Regions from separate parts of the Homo sapiens genome. Here region 1 is linked to region 2. A link is a contact called in ENCODE Hi-C or POLR2A ChIA-PET data. All regions are on one chromosome and are shown on one strand. Each heading gives the region's core, a stretch centred on a gene start or an enhancer-like site at or near the end of the contact. The rest is flanking DNA. Distances are from core to core; before and after follow the strand shown.

Region 1 (5,032 bases), core at 655-3,154, 84 kb after region 2:
GGTCCACAGGCAGCCATGCATGGGCCCAGGAGAAAGCACCATGATGTCCCCCTCTGGTCCTCAGAACTGGCAGCCCAGCCCCCAGGCTTTATGCCTGCCCTGGCCTGAAGCTGGGGCTTCACTGGGGACCCTCCCCCTTCTGCCCAGGAGCCTGTCTGCCTCCCGTGGCCATTCATGGCACCCAGGTTGCTGGCACCAAGGGGCACCTGCAGGCCAGTGCCCAGCTGCCCTCAACTCTCCTTCAGCTTCTCCTCCCATGCTCCTCAGTGCCCAAAGTCCAGAGGGGGCTGAAGGGGCAGGGGGCTGGCATGTCAGCACTGCCCCAAGTGTGTGCACACCTGGTTGGGCTGTGAAAGTGCCTGGGCTTGGCCCCACCTCTGCTCTGAGATCAAAGTGGGTGCCAGGAGTGGGGAGAGGCTAGGCAGCAGGACCAGAAACCACTGAGCCTGCAAGGACAAGGGTTCCTTCCCAGGCCCCCTCAAGAGTGCCTTCCCAGGCCCCCCCAAGAGTGCAGGGATGCCTAGGTCTGCAGCCCCAGTTTGGGTGGCTACAGCTGTGCCTGGGGCAGGGGCGGGGCTCCTGCCTGCTCTGCAGAGCGGGATGCCCAGATCTGCAGCCACAATTTGGGCGGCTGCAGCCCCCTCTCAGGAGGGCAGAGCCCCTGCCTACTCAGTGGAGCAGGAGGCCCAAGTCTGCAGCCACAATTTGGGTGGCTGCAGCCCCCCCTCAGGAGCACAGGGCCCCTGCCTGCTCAGTGGAGCGGGAGGCCCAGGTCTGCAGCCACAATTTGGGTGGCTGCAGCCCCCTCTCAGGAGGGCAGAGCCCCTGCCTGCTCAGTGGAGCGGGAGGCCCGGGTCTGCAGCTTTGGGCAGCCGTGCTTAGGGCAGAGTTTGCAGCAGCACCTGGGGAGCTCCCATCCCAACTTGGAAGAGGTGGGGCTCTCACTTGTCTCCAGCTCCCGCTGGTTCCACAGAATGTGCAACCCCAGCTGCACCTCCCTGTTGCAGCTGATGTGATGGCAGCGGCAGGCCGCGTGGCACAGCCACTGCCATCAGTACTAATACAGGTAAAATAGATATGCAGCAAATTAGGTACTTACCATAGTGGGTTGAAGAGTAGCCTGCCCTGCAAATTCATGTCCACTCAGAACTCAGAGGGCAACTTTATTTAGGAATAAGGTCTTTACAGATGTAATTAAGGTGATAATCTTGAGATCAGATTATCTGCATGCGGGGTAGGCCTCAAATCTCATCACTGTTGTCCTTATAAGAGGAGAAGAGGACACAGAGACACAGAGGGAAGGCCGTGTGAAGACAGAGCAGAAGGCAGAGATTGGAGTGCTGCAGCCACCAGCCAAGGAGGGGCGGAGCCACCCAAAGCTGGGAGAGGCAGGAAGGAGCCTCCCCAAGCCTTCCAAGGGAGCACGGCCCAGCCCACAGCTTAGTTTTGGACTTCTGTTCTCCAGAGCTGTGAGATAGTGAGTTTCTGTCATTTTACGCCACCCAGTTTGCAGTTACAGTGGCCCTAAGAAATTAATACCCAGGCACACACAACCAAATCCACAAACAGGATGGACAAGGCCCCCTCAGACATCGATGAAAGCTCCGTTTTGGCCCTGACTGGTTTCTCTTCCTCTTCCCTGGTGTGGTTAACCTCACTGACTGGTCCCAGCTTCACCTCCAGCTGTTGGTTACACTCCCTGACCCACACTGTTTCCCAATGGACTGAGGATTTCTAGATTATTCTCCATGGCTGTGAACATTTTCAGAGTTTGCAGTTCATTGTCAGCTAAATGCAGATTGAACTCTGAGTCCGAGATCACACCTGGCAGGTGCTCTCTGCAGAGTCACCCACTCTGAGCGCCGCCCAGGAAGTGTTGGTCTCCAGAATGCTCTGCCTCTCTGCAAGATGAAAAGAGTTTGAAAGACCTTCCCAACATGAGTCAGAGATAGAAGGATGTCCAGGCATCGTCACTCTTGAGTCCTCCCAGTTACTCAGCACCAGTCACACCATGACCACATCCTGGGCTGCTGGACCCAGCTTCCCCTCCCCTCCTATGGCCATCCCACTCCCTCCTCCACTCCTGTCCCCACCTCTCCATCCTTTACCACAGCAGTCTGGAGCAAGGTTTGCTGTGAAACTGTTTCTTTCTGTATGTGGCCAGTAAAAGCACTTTAAAAATTTGTTGAGTTTTAAAAATTGGGTGATTTTTCATTGTAAGTTGTGTGCAGTATTCCATTTGTCATCCCTGAGGAGGGATCAGAATGTCTGGACTGAACACTTGCACGACATTAGATTAGCTCATCATTGGTGCTGTGGCTGAGGCTAGCTCACCATTGATGTGCAAATGAGGCTAGCTCACCCTCAGTGTGTGGATAAGGCTAGCTTACTTCTGGAGCTGTGGATGAAGCTAGTCACCGTTGGAGCCACTGATGAGGCTAGCTCACTGTTGGTGCTGGTGCTGTGGATGAGGCTAGCTCACCATCAATGTACGGATGAGGCTAGCCCACTGTTGGAGCTACAGATGAGGCTAGCTCACTGTGGAAGCTATGGATGAGGCTAGTTCACCATTGCGTGTAGATGAGGCTAGCTCACCCCTGGAGCTTTGGTTGAGGGTAGGTCATCATTGTGTGTGGATAAAGCTAGTTCACTGTGGAAGCTGTGGATGAGGCTAGCTCACCCCTGCACCCATGCCTGAGGCTGGTCACTGTTGGTGCTATGCAGGATTCCATCCTCATGCCATTCTGAAGGGGGCAGATTCTCCCCCTGGAAGCCACCTGCAGGGTGAGGGAGCACTGTCTCCCAGGTGGTTTCCTGGCAGGGACGGCTCCACTCTGCATCCAGCCTGGCTGTGCACCAGCATAGCTCACTGTGTTTCTTTCCTCTAAGATCATCCCCGCAGCTAAAACCCTGTGGCCACTTTTCCTGGGTGCTTTTCCTGCCGGAAGACAGTCCTGTTTAGGACAAACTTGCATTCCTTTGTTCCCAGCTGACTCAATGTTCAAACAATACAATAAAAAAGTGTCTTCCTTAAAAAGAAAAAATTCAAAACCAAACCCAGTCCTAAATTCTCACCAGGGTAACTATACTGGATTCTTTGGCTCCTGAAGCTCCCAAAGACCCTAAGCATGACATCTCCTCCTGGCATGTCCAGGTCTGGTGTCTGCAGGCATCAGTTGGGCCCCTGGAAGGTTCGCTGGAAGTGGTGGCCTTTGGGATGCAGTTGAACGCCTGGGTTGTGAAGATCTCTTTACTGGAGCAACTGGGGCGCACTATCTGTCTGGGGGTGCTGCAAGATGGGATCTTAATAACCACATGCTGCAGGTTGCCAACTGTCCTTCTGGCCTGTGTCCAAGACCAACGTTTCAGAATCTGCCTTGGTCCCGTGGGCCCCACATGCCCACTGCCTGGAAGAGCAGAGGGGACTCCTTTCCTCAGGCATTGCAGGCTTGGTATGCCCTTGGTCCCTGAGGCCACCATGTAAGCAGATGCCCTCACTGACACCCCTTGAACCCTGGAAGGGGGCCCCTGATAAACCCCCCATGGGGCTGTCTTTGAACTTCAGGGCTGCTGGAGCAAAATGACTTCCTGGGAAGCCCGCTGGCCTCGGACGCAGAAACCTGGATCCTGAGTGGGCTTTCTCTGGCGAACAGCTCCGGCTTTGGACAAGTTTATTAACCTCTCTGGCCCTCAGTTAGTCCATCTGAGACAGGGGCAAGGCCCAGGGTTAACCTTCAGGAGAGCCTACAGCTCCAGATTGAGCTGCCTCCTGCTTACAGTTAAAACATTGATGAAAATTTACCAAAACACAAAAACTGGCCAACCACACTAAAACTTGGTAGAAGAGCCAATTACTAAAGTATGGGACAGATGCTGATTCTGCCATCAACAGAAATGTGCTGAGCCGTCATCCCGAGCTGCGCACACTGCAGGCGGCATACTGAGCCGGAGGACGGAGGAGCAGCTCCCACTCACCCCACTGGCTGCTCACCCTGGGAGGCCCCCAGCTGCCCGATGTAGAGCTTCCATCCTCCTCCGGTCCATCAAGGGACCACCGAAGCCTGGACCCTGCTGGGTTGAGCAAAGGAGCTGGGCTTTTCCCTCCTGGTGCGTCACGTGACTTTAGGAAGGGCTGTGAGGCGGGCACCTGGAGGGACAGCTTCCTTTGCAGAAGAATCTCAGCCTCTCCATGACTGCTGGGGAGACCAAAGTCCCCAGCTTGGGAGCAGGCAAGATCTCACCTCCCAGATGCCAGGCCAGGGCTCTGCCGCCAGCCCTTGCTCTGGCGTAGATGGTGGAGCTTGCACACAGCGGGACCCGCCCCTGCAGAATGAAGGCAGCCCCAGAAAGAAAGGGCGAGGACACCATCTAAATTCCTCCCTGGACAACAAAGATCACAAGCAAAGCTCTGTGAACTGGGCAGGGCAGGGAGGCTCCATCAGTGTTTGCTGAGTGAATGAATGCAGGAAAAGAAACTTAAATCCTGAGAGGGAAGAACAAACCTGATAAAGCATCTCAAATGAGCAAGAGAACAGAGATTAAAATGACAAGAAAACCATTTGCTCAAATAATAGGAAATAAAGATACACATTAAAAATAAGAATTGACAAATAAGAGACCAGACCCTGTGAAACTTCTTAAACATCATTGGAGAGCACTTTCACAATTACCAAGGCTGTGTGAATTTTCTTCTTGATTGTTCCTTTACTGCTGATTTTTTGTTTTAATGAGTTATGGTGAAATATGTTGCTATAAAGTCTATCTTTTGGACTTAATTAAAGCTTCTTTTCCCGTGGTATGGGAATTTTTTTGGTAAGCATTCTATGAATGCTTAAAAAGAAAATTTAGAGACGAAGTTAAATATCTGCTAATCAAGCATAATGCTGAGTATAATTTATTGAAGGTTTATTTGGTGCCAGGAAGATGATGTTCGCACCCATTTGTTCAAGACAACATTTGAGCACCTGCGTTGTGCCAGGCATGCAGCAGTGAATCACAAGGGTGATATTCTTTGCCTTTCTGAAGCTGCTAT
Region 2 (4,758 bases), core at 1,600-4,099:
CTGAGGCAAGTCGGCACCCTTAGGCGCCCGGTGGGGGTAGTGTTCCGCCCTTGTCTCCTCCACTCCTCCTCCCTATCTCTATCTCACTATCCCTGAAGGTGAGACCGTGGTGTCAGAGAATGCACTGAGTCAGCGTCCCTTTTAGCACACCTGCCACCACCTGACTAACAGCAAAGCCAGGCTTCCTGGTGAATCCCGTTACAGCCGTCCCGTTTATCCATGGTTTCGCTTTTCGAAGTTTCAATTACAGACAGTCAACCACAGTCCAAAGTTATTAAATGGAAAATTCCAGAAGAAAAATTGATACATTTTAAATTGCACACCATTCTGAGTATCTTGATGAAATCTCGAGCTGTCCCGCTCCATCCCCCCAGTCTCTGGGTCATCAGACAGAAAACACATACAGTATATATAGGGTTCCGTACCATCCTTGGGATCGAGCATCCGCTGGGGGTCTTGGTGTGTATCCCTGTGGATAAGGGGGCCTACTATAATTTCATCCCACTGAGGTGCCATGGCCCAGGCCAGCAGGGACAGTCACAGCTGTGGACGGAACACCACAACCACACGTGGACGGAACACAGCGGGACATCAGGCCAGTGTCTTACAGGTGGCAGTGGTGAACATCCAGTGAGCTGAAGTGGTGTTTACTAATGCAGGCCTTTCCGACCATCTGCTTCCAAAAGCTGACCATTCCAAGTCCAGCAATCATAAATAAAATAGCAAAATAATAACTCACTAAATTAAAATTGTAAACTTTTATATACCAAAAAACTATGACAATCAAAAATTTTAGAAGAACCAGGAAGAAAATATTTACAATCTGTTTTGCAATGGGTTAATGTTCTTACTAGAAAAAGGGCCTTTAAAAAATTTAAAAAGACAATTACCCCATATGGGCAAAAAATATGAATTCATAAAAGGAGAAATTCAGTTGGTCAATAAACGCGTGAAGTGTTGAACTTCAACAATAATCTAAGGAATTAGAAATAAAACAGAAGGATATTATTTTTTATTAAATTGGAAAAAATACATAATTATAAACCCCAGTATTGAGGAAGGTGGGGGAACCAGGCCATCCTATTTGCCAGAGGGAAGAAAAGCTGCACAAGCTTTCTAAAGGAATTTTGATGGTAGGTAAGAAAAGATCTAGGACTGGAAATACCCTTTGCATGAACAATTCCACTTCTAGGAATTATCTTAAGTGAATAATGGCAGAGCTGCCGAGCAACAAAGAAATTCATATCAGCTTCATTAATATTGGCGACAAAATTAAAATGTCCTGGGAAATAGGTGGGATAAACTCTGCTTGGTCCATATGCTGGAACACTATGCAGTCAGCAAATGTGTGTTGTAAGTGGATGTTTAATAAAGTGACGGCCATGATTGTAGGATGGAGCAGTTCATACGATCTCAGGTTGGAAGATCAAAGTGTGTGTGTGCATGCACGGGTGTGTTTGTCTGGAGAGACAGTGGCAAGAATGAATGTCTCTGGACCAAAAGTTGATGAAAGAGCTTCCTTTCCTTCTTATGTTTTTTTTTTTTTAATTTCTAGATTTTCTACAGATGCCCTGTATTACTTCTGCAATTTGAGAACACAAATCCAGAGGTGCCCAGTGCTTTGTAAAGATAGTGTGGCAGGCACATGCTGACCGACCCTCCCTCCAGAGAAGGGCAACTACTCCCAGTCCCATCATAAGGTGGTGCAGTGAAAATACAGCTGCCATCCACATAGGAATGCCCTCACCGCAACCCCCACTCGGTGTTAGGACTTAGGTACTTGCTGAAGTAATACAAAAGAGTGGCCTTCAGAATATATTTTTGTATCTTCTGCAATCTACATTAAAGATGCCCGTCCATCATTTTCAGAAGAGGCCTTTCGTGTTAGGATAATTCAGAAGGATGCACCCGGAATGTACCAGCGCGGCTCCCTGATGGAGCTGGCGACGTCCTTTGGCAGTGAGGGCTGTGCGGTTTCAGCTCTCCTGGCTGGCCTTTACCCGCTGGGCAGTTCCCAAATGGCGCTTCATGATGGGACTGGCGCTCATCCTCACACTGTTAGTGTTAGCATCCTCATTTCTTCTGCCTTTTTTTCACTCCTCTCTACGTAGTTGGGGATATCTGTTGTTAACCATAAACCACTTCAGCTTTGGGGAAGCAAGTGGGAAAAAACCTCAATGAACCCCTTAGCTGTTCCCCGAACCCAAATTGAGAAGAGGTGCTTTGACCCCGACTCACTCAGTGGAGCTAGAAAAAGCCCTTTCTTAGCTACTAGAGACGTTTTATTCACTTTTTACCAGGATCAAAAATGAAAACCACGTGTCCCCCTGGCCTTGTATGATGAATGACAAATGTGTGGGACTGAGGAGAGGTCGGCCGTAGAGTAGGTCTACCCCCTATCCTGGGGGCATCCCTGTGTGCCAGCTTCTCCAGAACCTACAGGGAGGAAGCACCAGGCGGCACCTCCCCAGAGGCTGGAGACCAACCAGGCACAGAATCTCTCATTTCCTTTCAGATTCTTCGCCATAATCTAATTTTCGTTAAGCCTGTCTTCCTTTACACCCTGGGCTACATTTGACGCATATTTCTGGCAAATTCTGGGACCACCTTTGCCAGATGACCAAATCCTTTTCGGAGAGATGACTGAAATATTTGTAAGTTTCCATCAGCATGGGGGGAAGGGGCTGGAGGTGAGGGGGGACCTCTCGGGCTGTGCCGTGGTATCCTCTCTTCTCCACATTACACCCCAAGCACGCGACTGTGAGCGGCGATCGGGGCCTGATCCTCAGTTCGAAGACACAGATGCTCACTGCTGTAGAGACATAAAGAAACCAAGAGGTTAACTGCCAGGGTTAGTCCCCTCCGCGGGCCTCCTGCATGAATCAGAGCCGACTGGGAGCAGGAGTGACTCAGAGCCGTGGCTTTTTGTCCTCTGGCTGTGCAAATAAACAGAGCAGGAAGGTTTGAATGGGCCAGGCCTGGAGCAGAGTGCAGGGTTGGAGGCGGCTCCCAGTTCCAAGGCGCGCCCCACCCGGCCCCCAGGCCAGGTCAGCCTGGGGAGGGGAGAACTAAGGGCACCAGGCAGCCCACCCGGCCCGGCCAAGACCAGCAGGACAGGGGCCCAGAGGCTGGTACCCTCCGAGGTGCGGGAGAAGAGGAGGTGGGAGGGTGCGGGGCCGTGGCTTGCTCTGTGGGGACACTGCCCTGGGGTCCACCCTGCCGCGGGGTCCACTTGGTATAGGCACCCACCAGGCCTGCACCCTACCCTGGGAAACACCTGTGGGGCTGTCCCCTTCTCTGAGCATCTGTGAGGGGTTTTCCTCTCCTTAGGGACCCCTGGAAGGTCCAGAGTGCAGGGTGTGTGGCCAGGCCAGGCCTGGAGATCCGCCAGGAGCAGAGAGCTCCGGAAGGCCTGCCGGGAGGACCTGGAGGATGCATCTACTGCCAGGCTCGGTGGGCCTGGCCACCCGAGGGGCCTCTTCTCTCCCCCTGCAAACTGACATAAAGGGTTTGAGAAACGATGGCAAAGCCACACGGGGTCACTCCACTCGTTGAAAGTCCACCCAGCAAGCATGCAAGCACTGGGCAAGCAAAATTATTTTCATCCTCAGAATGGTCCAGTGAGCTGGGTGCTTTCACCCCCATTTCACAGCAGGGGAAACTGAGGGACCTACGTAACTCCTCAGCTGAGAGCATAGACAGAGCTGTGGGCAGAGCCAGGAAGCAAACCCAGCCAGTCCAATTATCTAAAAAATGAGATTTTTCCCTCCATGCCAAGTATGGCCCCATCCTACTGAGTCGGGTCATTATGTCAGGGCTCTCTGCTTTAAACGACGGCGCACAGGGACCTCCCCATGCAGCAGGGAGTACCCCGGAGAGTGAGGGGGGCCTGGATCCAGCCGGGCACCTGTTGGCGTTCCTACACCCCTGCAGTCTGCTCTCAGGTGCTCCTGTGTTGGGAGCAAGGCCTGAGGCGCTCGTGTCAGGATTCCCTGCGGGAGATCGGGTAGCTTCAGCCTGGGCACAGAAGCCTCTGGGTCCAGAAGTGAGCAGATCAAACCCCTGCCCTACTCACGTCACCCACCTGGCGTCTCCTGGCTTTGGGTGGCCCAGCCACATGCCTGCAGGTTGAGTCTTTGAATTTGCAGGGCCAGGGCCAGCTGTGCCATCTGGTCTTTTGGAACTTTTTTTTTTTTTTGCTGTGGCATTAGACAGGCATCCCCTAACCCAGAGAACCCTCACTACCACTGCTCAGAGGTCCCTTTTTATACGTGGTGCCAGTGAATACACCAATTTAGATGCTCTGTGTAGGTAGGAAGCAATCCCCACAGTCTGTGCGATGTCACCTTGTGTGGTGGAAATGCCATTCGCTGTGATGAACCCTTTCCAGTCACTCCACCGTACAGTGCCCCGCCGGGGTCGGATCGGCCCTTCTTCCTGGTCCCATCTCCCGGGATCTGCTGTCCCCTCTTCAGGCCCTTCTTTGTGTGGTTAGCCTGGGGTACCTTTCCCAGTCACTGATCTGACTCCGTCGCTTAACCTGTTAATGGAATAGCATGGACGATGCACCCCACACTGCATCTGGTGTTACTGGGACCCACTGAATGTAGGTTCCTTTACCCCCATTTCACCTGCTGCCAGCAGGATGGCCAGGCCTGCCAGGCACCGCCCAGGTTCCCCATGGCACGGGCCCTGCCTGCTCTTCTGTGAGCTGCCTCTGAGCCCTGGGCACCCTCCATGGCGAGCTCCCCAGGCCAG

Evidence for each region. A loop is a pair of places that touch in the nucleus more often than their neighbours do. ChIA-PET counts read pairs that join two places held with the same protein, here RNA polymerase II (POLR2A). Pooled maps may share reads with other maps.
Region 1: a loop to region 2 is called in a map of PC-3, with 4 times the contacts of the local background. The contact joins two enhancer-like sites. A Hi-C loop is called at or near these places in 2 of 168 maps with a recorded cell type or tissue (MCF 10A and PC-3) and 5 of 50 pooled maps. POLR2A ChIA-PET finds 5 or more read pairs at or near these places in 3 of 52 experiments (AG04449, BJ and PC-9).

The regions. Positions count from the first base shown.
Region 1 is chr2:238,946,632-238,951,663 of GRCh38, forward strand. No RefSeq gene overlaps it. Among named protein-coding and RNA genes, the nearest start is that of LINC01940, 23 kb to the left of the region's middle. Within about 2 kb of position 1,905, at least 6 of the 41 ENCODE cell types and tissues checked have a DNase peak (open chromatin) inside an H3K27ac peak, as active enhancers do; they include PC-3, where a contact is called at or near this core.
Region 2 is chr2:238,861,507-238,866,264 of GRCh38, forward strand. The region is part of intron 1 of TWIST2 (twist family bHLH transcription factor 2); the gene reads left to right. Among named protein-coding and RNA genes, the nearest start is that of TWIST2, 16 kb to the left of the region's middle. RefSeq lists enhancers at 2,702-2,996, 3,266-3,883. Within about 2 kb of position 2,850, at least 20 of the 41 ENCODE cell types and tissues checked have a DNase peak (open chromatin) inside an H3K27ac peak, as active enhancers do; they include PC-3, where a contact is called at or near this core.